Linked DNA regions of Homo sapiens: region 1 is linked to region 2. A link is a contact called in ENCODE Hi-C or POLR2A ChIA-PET data. All regions are on one chromosome and are shown on one strand. Each heading gives the region's core, a stretch centred on a gene start or an enhancer-like site at or near the end of the contact. The rest is flanking DNA. Distances are from core to core; before and after follow the strand shown. Region 1 holds the start of NDRG3 (NDRG family member 3). Region 2 overlaps RBL1 (RB transcriptional corepressor like 1).

Region 1 (5,235 bases), core at 326-2,825, 300 kb after region 2:
CATATTATCATTCAGTCTTTGCCACAACCTTGTAACTTCTATTTCTGGGTGTGTGACATAGATGAGGAATTCGGGCATGGAGAGGTGTGGAGAGACTTAATTGTCTAACCAAGGACATAGGGATAAATAGTGGATGGTGAACTAGAACTAATTTGAATTCAGTAAATGTTAACGAACATAAACCATAAAATAAATGGCTGTGCTCAATTAATGTTAGTTTTCCTTCCAACTAAATTCAGTTCAAGAATTGTGCTTGATGAATAACAATATTATTGCTGCCCTCTGAGATGTTTGGTAATATTCATTTGTTCAGTTTGCCTTAATTAAAAGAATATGCTTTTAGTGGCCGGGCGTGGTGGCTCACACCTGTAATCCCAGCACTTTGGGACGCAGAAGCAGGCGGATTGCTTGAGGTCAGGAGTTTGAGACCAGCTTGGCCAACATGGTGAAACCCCATCTCTACTAAAAAAAAAAAAATACAAAAATTACCCAGGCATGGTGGCGCCCGCCTCTAGTCCCAGCTACTTGGGAGGCTGAGGGACTTGGGAACCTGAGCCGAGATGGCGACACTGGCTCGGGTTAAAAGGGCGTGGTGGCTCACACACCTGTAATCCCAGCACTTTGGGAGGCCGAGGCGGGCAGATGACGAGGTCAAGAGATCGAGACCATCCTGGCCAACACGGTGAAAACCCGTCTCTACTAATAATAGAAAAATTAGCCAGGCCCGGTGGCACACGCCTACAGTGCCAGCTACTCGGGAGGCTGAGGCAGGAGAATCGCTTGAACCCAGGAGGCAGAGGTTGCAGTGAGCCGAGATCGCGCTAGTGCACTCCAGCCTGGCGACAGAGTGAGACTCCGTCTCAAAAAACAAAACAAAACAAAACAAAAAAACTTTTAGTCAGTGGTACTTAATGGTAAAGAAATAATAGATAATAAATAGAGGAAGAGTGTGTCCTGTACATTTTGGTGTTAAATTGTTGGGTCATTAAGTTTAATATCTGCAATCATTCTGGGAAAAAAAATTCCATCTCTAATGTTGCATTCAAGAAAGTAGATGATTTGGCTGACGGTTGTAATAGGGGTGATACAATGGAGGACTGGTAATTCGGAGCCCTGAGTCTTGGACTCTAGTTCTTAAATTACTATGTTCATTCACCAAAAATTTACTAAGCTCTTTCCACGTGCCGAGCACTGTGCTAGGCGCCCTGTGACCTTGGGTATGGCTCTAGGTCACCTTAAAAGGAGGATGCCATACCCTGCAAGAGCTCTTAGGGGCTTCATAAGGATGCGACTCAGGGAACTGAGGGAAGCGCTCCAGACGCAGAGCTCAATGGCCCTGCCGCCCAGCGCCTCCAAAATCTGAGATTCTTCTCTGAGGAAACTCCGCAGCAAGAAAAACTACATCAAAGATGGCGCCGCCGGCCTCTCCTGGCTCAGCCACCATCTTCTCGGTAGTTCCCGAGGTGGACGGGCACAGCACTCATGCGCCGCCCTGGCGTCCTCGGCGCGCCTGCGCGGACCGCAGCACCTCCCCCGCCCCTCTCGCCGCCGCCGCCGCCGCCGCCGCCGCCGCCGCCGCCGCCGCTGCTGCTGCACTGACGGCGGGTGCCCGCGCCTCAGGTGAGTGAGCGCCTCCGCCCGGCCCGCGGGGGGCGCGCGGCGCCGCATTCGGGGGCGTCGCTCCTTTGCCCTGCTCCTTCCCCGCATCATCTCCGCGGCACGGCGAGGCCCTGGTGGCCCGTGCTGCTTGCCTCCCCCGTGCCCCCGGGGCCCTCTGCCCCGCCCCGCCCGCCCGCCGGACCCAGGTCAGCCCGGCTTTCCTCGGCCGCTCCCCGCGCCCAGCCCGCCGGCGACAGCGTGTGGGTAGCAAGAGAGCCTCCCTCCGGGCTCAACACCCTGGGTCACAGGGACGCCCCCCGCAGGCGCGAACCCTTCTCTCGCTCTGGCTCTGCAGGCGGCAGAGCTTGGTGGGCCTTGGGGTTGCTCATCCATCTACCTCGCCCGCTCCAAGAGCCCAGATGCTTGGAAGAGGGGCCGTGAGCAGCCCTTGCACCCGTCCGGCCCCAGAGCAGCAGAGGGCATCCTCTAACGGGACCCTACGACTACCCTACCGGGGAGAGGCTTCTTAGCCCCACTTAACAGCCGAGGAAACTGAGGCACGGAAAGGTGAAGTGCCATGCCCAAGGTCACGCAGCTGACAAGTGGCAGGGTCAGCTCTCAACTCAGGGTCTCGGGCTCTCAGGCCAGTGCGGTTGGAATTTGATCTCGTACCTTTGAAAAAATTTTGAAATCACTTGTCATCTCTGAAGTTGCTCTCGAACGTCGTAAAAGTAGGCTGCACAAAAAAGATTTTCTTGTTGTCGGAGTACAATTGAGGTGTTACTGTAATAATAATAGTGTTATTAATATAAGAGCTAACGTTCTTCCACCGCTCGCTGTGTGCCAGGGATCTTGCTAAGCATTTTATTAAGATAACCTCGCATAACCACCTCTGCACTTCCCAATCCAAATGCTTCCCCCTTCCTTGTCATGAAGCCCTTTTTTTCTTCCTGCAGAGCTGGCCTCCCTATCACAGGTAGACTAGGAGCCCCGTGGATTAGGAAGCAGGGAAGCTTTCCTTTGGTGGCTTACTGACAGAACAAGAGTGATCCTTGCCTGCTGGCATCCAGATCACCCCCGCCGCGCCCCCCCCCCCCCTTACCCTGGCCCTCAGGGGATATTATTAGCCTTCCTTTCCTGCCAAGAGAGCAGGACTGGGCTGACTGGGCTAGCTGGGCGGGCTGGACTTGGAGGTGACAGAGCAGATTTGGCTAGCACTCACCTCATTCCGGGGCTTTCTGTCCGAGGCTTTCTGCCTTTGCCCCAAGGTTGGGCTTGAACATTTCAGTATTTAAGATAAAGCAAGAAGAGAAAGAGAACATTGATAGAGTGGTGCTGAATTTAAGAAGCCTCCCATGATTTAAAGTTCCAAATGAACAGCTATAAAAATATGTGAATGTTTCTCCCCCAAAATAACTAGCTCAAACTGTCGTTTTTCTCCCTTAGCAAATCCTCCTCCACATTTCAAAGGCTCCACTAAATCACCACCTTCTCTGTGAAGCCTTCCCTGCTTGATTTTCCCAATTAGAATTACACGTTCACAAAACAGGGTCTTAGCCTCAGTCTTACCCTGCGGACTTCTAGCCCCTTGAGGGCATGGTCCATCTTTGCAGCTCCAGATGCCTGGCTCACAGTAGATCCTTGGTAAGGACTCAGTTAATTTCCACCCCCCCTTTTCATTACTCAAAGCGTGGTGTTCTTCTGGTGCCCTTCTGTTCCTCCTTCCTGCCCTTCAGTTTCTCTTTGCTTGTCTCTTCCTTCAGATTAAACTTGTCATCACCATTTACCACTCAAAGGCCTCCATCCACCCTGTTGTTTTTGAAAACTTGCAGATAAGAGTCTTGCATCAAAAAGCCTGTTTATGGACCGGGCGCTGCGGCTCACGCCTGTAATCCCAGCACTTTGGGAGGCCGAGGTGGGTGGATCACGAGTTCGGGAGATGGAGACCATCCTGGCTAATACGGGGAAACCCCGTCTGTACTAAAAAATAACAGAAAATTAGCCGCGTGTGGTGGTGGGCGCCTGTAGTCCCAGCTACTCGGGAGGCTGAGGCAGGAGAATGGCGTGAACCCGGGAGCTGGAGCTTGCAGTGAGCCGAGATCGCGCCACTGCACTCCAGCCTGGGCAACAGAGCTCCGTCTCAAAAAAAAAAAAAAAAAAAAAGCTTGTTTATGTTACTTGAACGTGCACTCACGATTGAGCTGCTTTTGTTTTTTGTTTGTTTTTTGTTTGTTTTTGTTTGTTTTTTGAGACGGAGTCTCGCTCTGTTGCCCAGGCTGGAGTACAGTGGCGCCATCTCGGCTCACTGCAAGCTCCGCCTCCCAGATTCACGCCATTCTCCTGCCTCAGCCTCCTGAGCAGCTGGGACTACAGGTGCTCGCCACCACCCCCAGCTAATTTTTTTTGTATTTTTTTAGTAGAGACAGGGTTTCACCGTGTTAGCCAGGATGGTCTCGATTTCCTGACCTCGTGATCCGCCTGCCTCGGCCTCCCATAGTGCTGGGATTACAGGCGTGAGCCACCAAGCCAGGCCGAGCTGCTTTTGTTTTATTATTATTATTATTATTTTTTGAGACGGAGTTTCGCTCTTGTTGCCCAGGCTGGAGTGCAGTGGCGCAATCTCGGCTCACTGCAACCTCCGCATCCTGGGTTCAAGCGATTTTCCTGCCTCAGCCACCCAAGTAGCTGGAATTACAGGCGCCCGCCACCATGCCCAGCTATTTTTTGTATTTTTAGTGGAGACGGATTTTCACCATGTTGGCCAAGCTGGTCTTGAATTCCTGACCTCAGGTGATCCGCCTGCCTCTGCCTCCCAAAGTGGTGGGATTACAGGCGTGAGCCTCCGAGCCCGGCTGCTTTTGTTTTATTCTAAATTGTTACTTCTGAGCAGGGAAAAATGCCTGTTTACAGTGGAGTTGGTATATGCTATTTCGATGTACAGGGTACTTTTCATTTGCATGTTGCAGTAGGATAGTCTGAGGCTTATACCCCTTTAGTCTGTCCCTCAATGCATGAGAAATCCATTTTTACATTCTTTTGCCCTCTGTGGCTGATTGCCCCTGGTTGTATCAAAGTAATCACAATTTTTACTGTATATCATTACATGGTATTTATAATAATAAATATTCAAAAAGGTCCTTTGGGAGGCAGCAGATATGTGCATAGATTCTTTATTTAAATGAAGGTTCTTAAAGAGTTTTTCCAAATAATTTTCTGTAAATATATTGACTATGGGTAAGGCATGGATGTATGGCGCCTGATATGGTGGAAGATTCACAGTTGAATCAAACAGGTTCCTGTTGAGAGAACTTACTAGCTAATTGGGAAACATTGTCTTTAACTGTACTAAAATCAAGTCTAAACATTCCCATATTAATGTTACAAGCAAAGCAATATTAGACTATAATGGAATAAGATATTCCTACATGGGGTGTTTCATAAAATTGTATGTTATTCAGGATGAAATGGAGCATCGAGTCATTAAGTCCATCCTTCTCACTTAGCACTGTGATTTTTAAAAATTCATTTACCAAAGAAAGCCCTGAAACCTGGTAAATATCCATAATCAAGCTAGCTAAGTTTTTGTGTGCTATTTTCAAGCACTATTAAGAAAGAAAGGTGGCGGGGGGCACCTTG
Region 2 (6,064 bases), core at 3,560-6,059:
TGCCTAATGTTCTCTACCTCTGAGTCTCCAGTTCAATTTCTCTAGAGAATAATCCTGTAGATTCCTGTGGAGACAGAATAGAGGTCTGTCATCTGATCCCATAGAGTGGGGGTTGTGTGGGGACCTGAGGATCCTAAGACTTTCAGATCACCCACCCAATGCTTCACCCCCACTTCCCATTCTGCCTGTGTCCTCAGTTGCTATGTATTTTAGATCAGATTCTTTTGTTTTAAGTGTCTCACTGCAGGTCCTTATGCTTGATCATCGTCCCTTCTGCTGAGTAATTTGTCATCCTTCATATATTGTGGTTTACAGTTACAAATGACTGCTAGTTTTACTGATGATGGAGTTTCTGTTTTTTATCCTCCCTTGATTTGGGGCGATACTTGTTTTTTGTTTGTTTGTTTTAGTTTTTTGTTTTTTCTGAGACTGAGTCTCGCTGTGTCGCCCAGTATGGAGTGTGGTGGCGTGATCTTGGCTCATTGCAACCTCTGCCTCACAGGTTTAAGTGATTCCACTGCCTCAGCCTCCGGAGTAACTGGGATCACAGGCACGCGCCACCACACCCAGCTAATTTTTGTATTTTTAGTAGAGACGGGGTTTCACCATCATGGCCAAGCTGGTCTTGAACTCCTGACCTCAAGCAATCCACCTGCCTCGGCCTCCCAAAGTGCCGAGATTACAGGGGTGAGCCACCACACTCAGCCAATCTAGGGTGATATTTGAAAGAAAGAAGGCAACAAATACCATTTTTAAAACTGAAAACTTATATTAAACTTAATGGTAAAGTAGGACTTTTACTTTCTCAGTGAAGTATTTCTTTTTCTGAACAGTTTTGTCTAAACTGTGACATATTACCTTTCATTTCTGTGTTTTGATAAATAAACCCTTATGTTGACAAAACAATTAACTGTCATTAAGAAAAATAACCAATTCTAATGCTTTTCTGTTGATGGGAATACTGACTTTTATTATTTGTTCAGATTTCAAAGCAGATTGTTATGTACACCTTATTTAAATTTATTCCCTACCCACTGAGCAAGAATAGGTATTATAGGAAAACTACCAATTTGAGAACTCAAATTTTTATCTCCAGTAATCTAGTGTAATATAATTTGCACGTTATTTTTTCTTGTTTTTATAGGTTTCTTTATGGAATGGCAAAGACTGAAATTGCTGAAAAATATTAAACTGTGGTCTTTCTCTTCCCCCAGGTTCTTTTAGAGCAAGATATATTTCATCGTTCCTTGATGGCTTGTTGTTTGGAAATTGTGCTCTTTGCCTATAGCTCACCTCGTACTTTTCCTTGGATTATTGAAGTTCTCAACTTGCAACCATTTTACTTTTATAAGGTGAGATGAAAACAAAGTTCTGTTATGAGATGAAAACAGTGTTTCTCACAGAAACATTGTATTTATCTTAGTGCTGAAGAAAAACACTGTTGTGATATCTGGAAAGTGTTTCCAGATGTGTTCTGAAAATATATATTCCTGGCTAGGCATGGTGGCTCACGCCTGTAATCCCAGCACTTTGAAAGGCCAAGGTGGGAGGATTATCTGAGGTCAGGAGTTCGAGACCAGCCTGGCCAAAATGGTGAAACTCCGTCTCTACTAAAAATACCAAAAAAAATTAGCCAGGCATTGTGGCGAGCACCTGTAATCTCAGCTGCTTGAGAGGCTGAGGCAGGAGAATTGCTTTAACCTGGGAGGTGGAGGTTTGCAGTGAGCGGAGATCATACAATTACACTCCAGCCTAGACGACAGGAGCAAAATTCTGTCTCAAAAAAAAAAAAAAAGATAATATATATTCCTCTTGGGTGAAACCAAGAACACAAGAGAGAGTTGAGCATACAGTGGCTCACACCTATAATCCCAGCACTTTGGAAAACTGAGGCTGGAGGATGGCTTGAGTCCAGGAGTTTGAGGTTACAGTGAGGTATGATTATGCCACCACACTCCAGCCTGGGCACCTAAGCAAGACCCTGTTTCAAAGAAAAAAAAAGAGAGAGAGAAGGTGAGAGTATCAGTAAATTAAGTCAATCTTACAGCTTCAGTTCCTTTGTTAACACGGACTTGAAAATGTGACCTGGAACTAGTACTTAACTTCAAATTTTCCATATTTATGAATGAAAATTATAATCCTATTAAACAAATGCATGATGAAGAACAAAAAACGCTTTCTACCAAGAGGAAGGAAGACCTAAAATTGATTTTGGTGGTGGTCTAACTAATAAAGCCGTAATAATAGATTATGCTTCTTCCCCAAGTTTGAGCTAATTCAGTGTGAATGAATCTTACTTACCTTACCTTTATTTTTCTTGCTAGAACTATTTTTGTTAATCTTTTCAAAATAAAACAGAGGTCATAGCTATTGAACTACATCATCACCCTCAATAACGTTTAGTCATCACAGTCAATAACGTTTAATGTTACATAGTATCGAACTTTAAGACTAATGCTACTGTTACGCTTCTTGGCATGATTTAGTTAATATTTAGTCATCTAGGTACTTTTCTACTGGTGATAGAAAAATTGGTTTGAAGAGTTAAATTTTTATACCTAAAGTATGCCTGAATTAAAGTTGTAGAAAATGCAGGTCATTGGAAAGCTTATCTGTGTGAATTACTGAGTGTGATTAAAGTATTTTTAGGTTTCTTAGGGAGAAGTGATTCTACTATACACTCACTTTAATGTTAATGTGTGTATTCAACTTTTGCCATTAGGAAAAAGTTTAGTTTTGTCAACAACCTCATAGTAATTGGTTTTTATTTATAACATCCTTATTTTATTCAAGCAGCTAAATGCCTTTTTTTTCAATAGAGACTCGGTTTCACTATGTTGCCCAGGCTGGTCTCGAACTCCTGGTCTCAAGCAATCCTCTCACTGTGGCCTCCTAAAGTGCTGGGATTACAGGCATGAGCCACTGTGTCGGCCTCCTTTGTTTTTTTAAATGACATAAATGATATGTGCTCATTGAAGAAAATCATAAACATAAATGTGGGCCAGGCACGGTGGCTCATGCCTATAATCCCAGCACTTTGGGAGGCCAAGGCGGGCGGATCATGAGGTCAGGAGATTGAGACCATCCTGGCTAATATAGTAAAACCCCATCTCTACTAAAAATACAAAAAATTAGCCAGGCATGGGGGCACGTGCCTGTAGTCCCAGCTACCCGGGAGGCTGAGGCAGGAGAATCGCTTGAACCTGGGAGGCAGAGATTGCAGTGAGCCGAGATGGCGCCGCTGCACTCCAGCCTGGGTGACAGAGTGAGACTCCGTCTCAAAATAAATAAATAAATAAATAAATAAATAAATAAATAAATAAGTAAATAAATGTGAATATTAAAGTCATACATCATAATCTATTAACAATCATATTATTAATATTTTGTGTATATAAACTTTATTCTAGATACTTCCCTTATAAAATGGAATTATAGTGTATATACGCAAAGTCACTTTAAATAGTTCATTCATTCTGTTATTTTGAGTTAGTGGAAAAAATAGTCTGGAAAGGAGCAATACATTCAAAATAGAACTAGACTTGGAACCCAAGACCTGACTTCTCCCACTGTTGGTCTGTTGACCAGTTTTCACCTATCGTTGCCTCAAGTTGTCATTTATAATATAAAACGTGAAAAACAGAAATATATGTGAACATATTTTAAAGAACTTAAAAACTCCTTTATAAATTAGAAGATGTTAGTAAGCCACAGAATTATGGTTCAAAGATGACTTTGGTTCTGTGCCACAGAATAAGGCCACAGTGGCCGGGCGCAGTGGCTCACAACTGTAGTCCCAGCACTTTGGGAGGCCTAGGCGGGCAGATCACCTGAGGTCAGGAGTTCTAGACCAGCCTAGCCAACATGGTGAAACCTCGGCTCTACTAAAAACTACAAAAATTAGCCAGGTGTGGTGGCAGGTGCCTGTAATCCCAGCTACTCGGGAGGCTGAGGCAGGAGAATCACTTGAACCTGGGAGGCAGAGGTTGCAGTGAGCCAAGATCACACCACTGTACTCCAGCCTGGGCAACAGAGGGAAACTCCGTCTCAAAAAAAAGAAGAAGAAGAAGAAAGCCACAGCTAGTCCTACATGCAAGTCCAGACTAGAACTAACTGCTTGAAACCACATTGCCTTCTCACTTTCTCCTCTGCAGGTTATTGAGGTGGTGATCCGCTCAGAAGAGGGGCTCTCAAGGGACATGGTGAAACACCTAAACAGCATTGAAGAACAGATTTTGGAGAGTTTAGCATGGAGTCACGATTCTGCACTGTGGGAGGCTCTCCAGGTTTCTGCAAACAAAGTTCCTACCTGTGAAGAAGTGAGTCTGGGCAAGGCTGATAATCGTATCATTAAAAAAAAAAAAAAAAAAACCAGCTTTATTGAGAGATAATTCCTATACCATAGAGTTCACCCATTTTAAGTGTACAATTCAGTGGTTTTAGTATATAAATAGATATGTGCAGCCATAACCACAATTTTAGAATATAGTCATCACTTCAAAAAGAAACCTACATCCTTTAGCTATCACTTCCCTACCCCCGAATCTTCTCCCTAGCTGTAAGTAACCACTAATCTACTTTCTGTCTCCATAAATTTGCCTATTCTAGACATTTCATATAAATGGAATCATAAAAATGTAGTCCCTTTTGACTGGGCATCTGTCACTTAGCATAATGTTTTTAAGGTTCATCCATGTTGTAGAATGTATCGGTATTTCATTTCCTCTCTTTTTTTAAGGCGGGGTTTCACTCTTGCCCGGGCTGGTGTGCAGTGGACAAAGATGGTGCACTGACTACACCCTCAACTTCCTCGGCCCAAACTGTCCTTCTGCCTCTCAAGTAGCTGAGACCACAGGCACATACCACCACACCCACACCCGGCTAATTTTTTTTTCTTTCTGTTTTTCTTTTTTTGAGATGGAGTCTTGCTCTGTCACCCAGGCTGGAGAGCAGTGGCACAGTCTCGGCTCACTGCAACGTCTGCCTCCCAGTTCAAGCAATTCTCTGTCTCAGCCTCCCGTGTAGCTGGGATTATAGGCACCCACCACCACACCCGGCTAATTTTTTTTGTACTTTTTTTAGTAGAGACGGGGTTTCACCATCTTGTCCAGGCTGTTCTTGAACTCCTGACCTCATGCTCCACCTGCCTCAGCCTCCCAAAGTGCTGGGATTAGAGGCTAGAGGCTTGAGCCACCGCGCCTGGCCACACCCGGCTAATTGTGTGTGTGTGTGTGTGTGTGTGCACGCGCGCATGTGTGTGTAGAGACAGGATCTTGCCATGTTGCACAGGCTGATCTCAAACTCCTGAGCTCAAGCAGTCCTCCCATCTCAGCCTCCCAAAGTGCTAGAATTGCAAGTGTGAGCCACCACATCTGGCTCATTTCCTTTTGTTGCTAAGTAATATTCCATTGTATGGATGCTACATTTTATTTATCCATTCATCGGTTGATAAATATTTGAGTTGTTTCCACCTTTTGACTTTTTTTTTTTTTTTTTTGGAGGGGGGGGGACAAGATCTCACTCTGTCACCCAGGCTGGAGTGCAGTGGCGCCATCACGGCTCACTGCAGCCTCAACCTCCCAGGCACAAATGATCTCCCCACAGCCTTCTGAGTAGCTGGGACTACAGGCACACACACCACACCTGGCTAATTTTTGTAGTTTTTGTAGAGATGGGATCTCCCTATGTTGCCCAGGCTAGTCTTGAATTCCTGGGCTCAAGCGATCCTCCCACCTCAGTTTCCCAAAGTGCTGGGATTACAGGCATGAGCCACCACAACTAACCCCTTTTGGCTATTATGATTGATGCTGCTATGAACATTCAGGCACAAGTTTTTGTGTGAACATATGTACATATGTTTTCATTTTTCTTGGAGTGGAATTGCAGGTTCATATGGTAACTCTGTTTAAGCTTTTGGGAAACTGTCAGACTGCTTTCTAAAATGGCTGCACCATTTTATTGTTCCTACGGTCAATGTAGAAAGATTCCAGTTTCTTCATATCCTTGCTAATGCTTGTTATTATCTGCCTTTTTAATCCTGCCATTCTAGTAGGAGTGAAGTAAT

What was found. Hi-C counts contacts between places; a loop is a spot of excess contacts on that map. ChIA-PET counts read pairs that join two places held with the same protein, here RNA polymerase II (POLR2A). Pooled maps may share reads with other maps.
Region 1: a pooled map shows a loop between it and region 2 (4-fold over the local background). The contact joins the promoter of NDRG3 here to the enhancer-like site in region 2. A Hi-C loop is called at or near these places in 1 of 37 single-sample maps with no recorded cell type and 2 of 50 pooled maps. POLR2A ChIA-PET finds 5 or more read pairs at or near these places in 3 of 52 experiments (activated B cell, activated CD4-positive, alpha-beta T cell and activated CD8-positive, alpha-beta memory T cell).

The regions. Positions count from the first base shown.
Region 1 is chr20:36,742,430-36,747,664 of GRCh38, reverse strand. NDRG3 (NDRG family member 3) reads left to right here and starts at 1,575. Exons shown (of 16, transcript NM_032013.4): 1 at 1,575-1,620. RefSeq lists enhancers at 1,322-1,421, 1,146-2,112 and silencers at 1,532-1,731, 1,762-1,951.
Region 2 is chr20:37,042,341-37,048,404 of GRCh38, reverse strand. RBL1 (RB transcriptional corepressor like 1) reads left to right here. Exons shown (of 22, transcript NM_002895.5): 12 at 1,215-1,352; 13 at 4,155-4,319. Among named protein-coding and RNA genes, the nearest start is that of RBL1, 51 kb to the left of the region's middle. RefSeq lists enhancers at 3,972-4,141, 4,882-4,981. Within about 2 kb of position 4,809, at least 6 of the 41 ENCODE cell types and tissues checked have a DNase peak (open chromatin) inside an H3K27ac peak, as active enhancers do.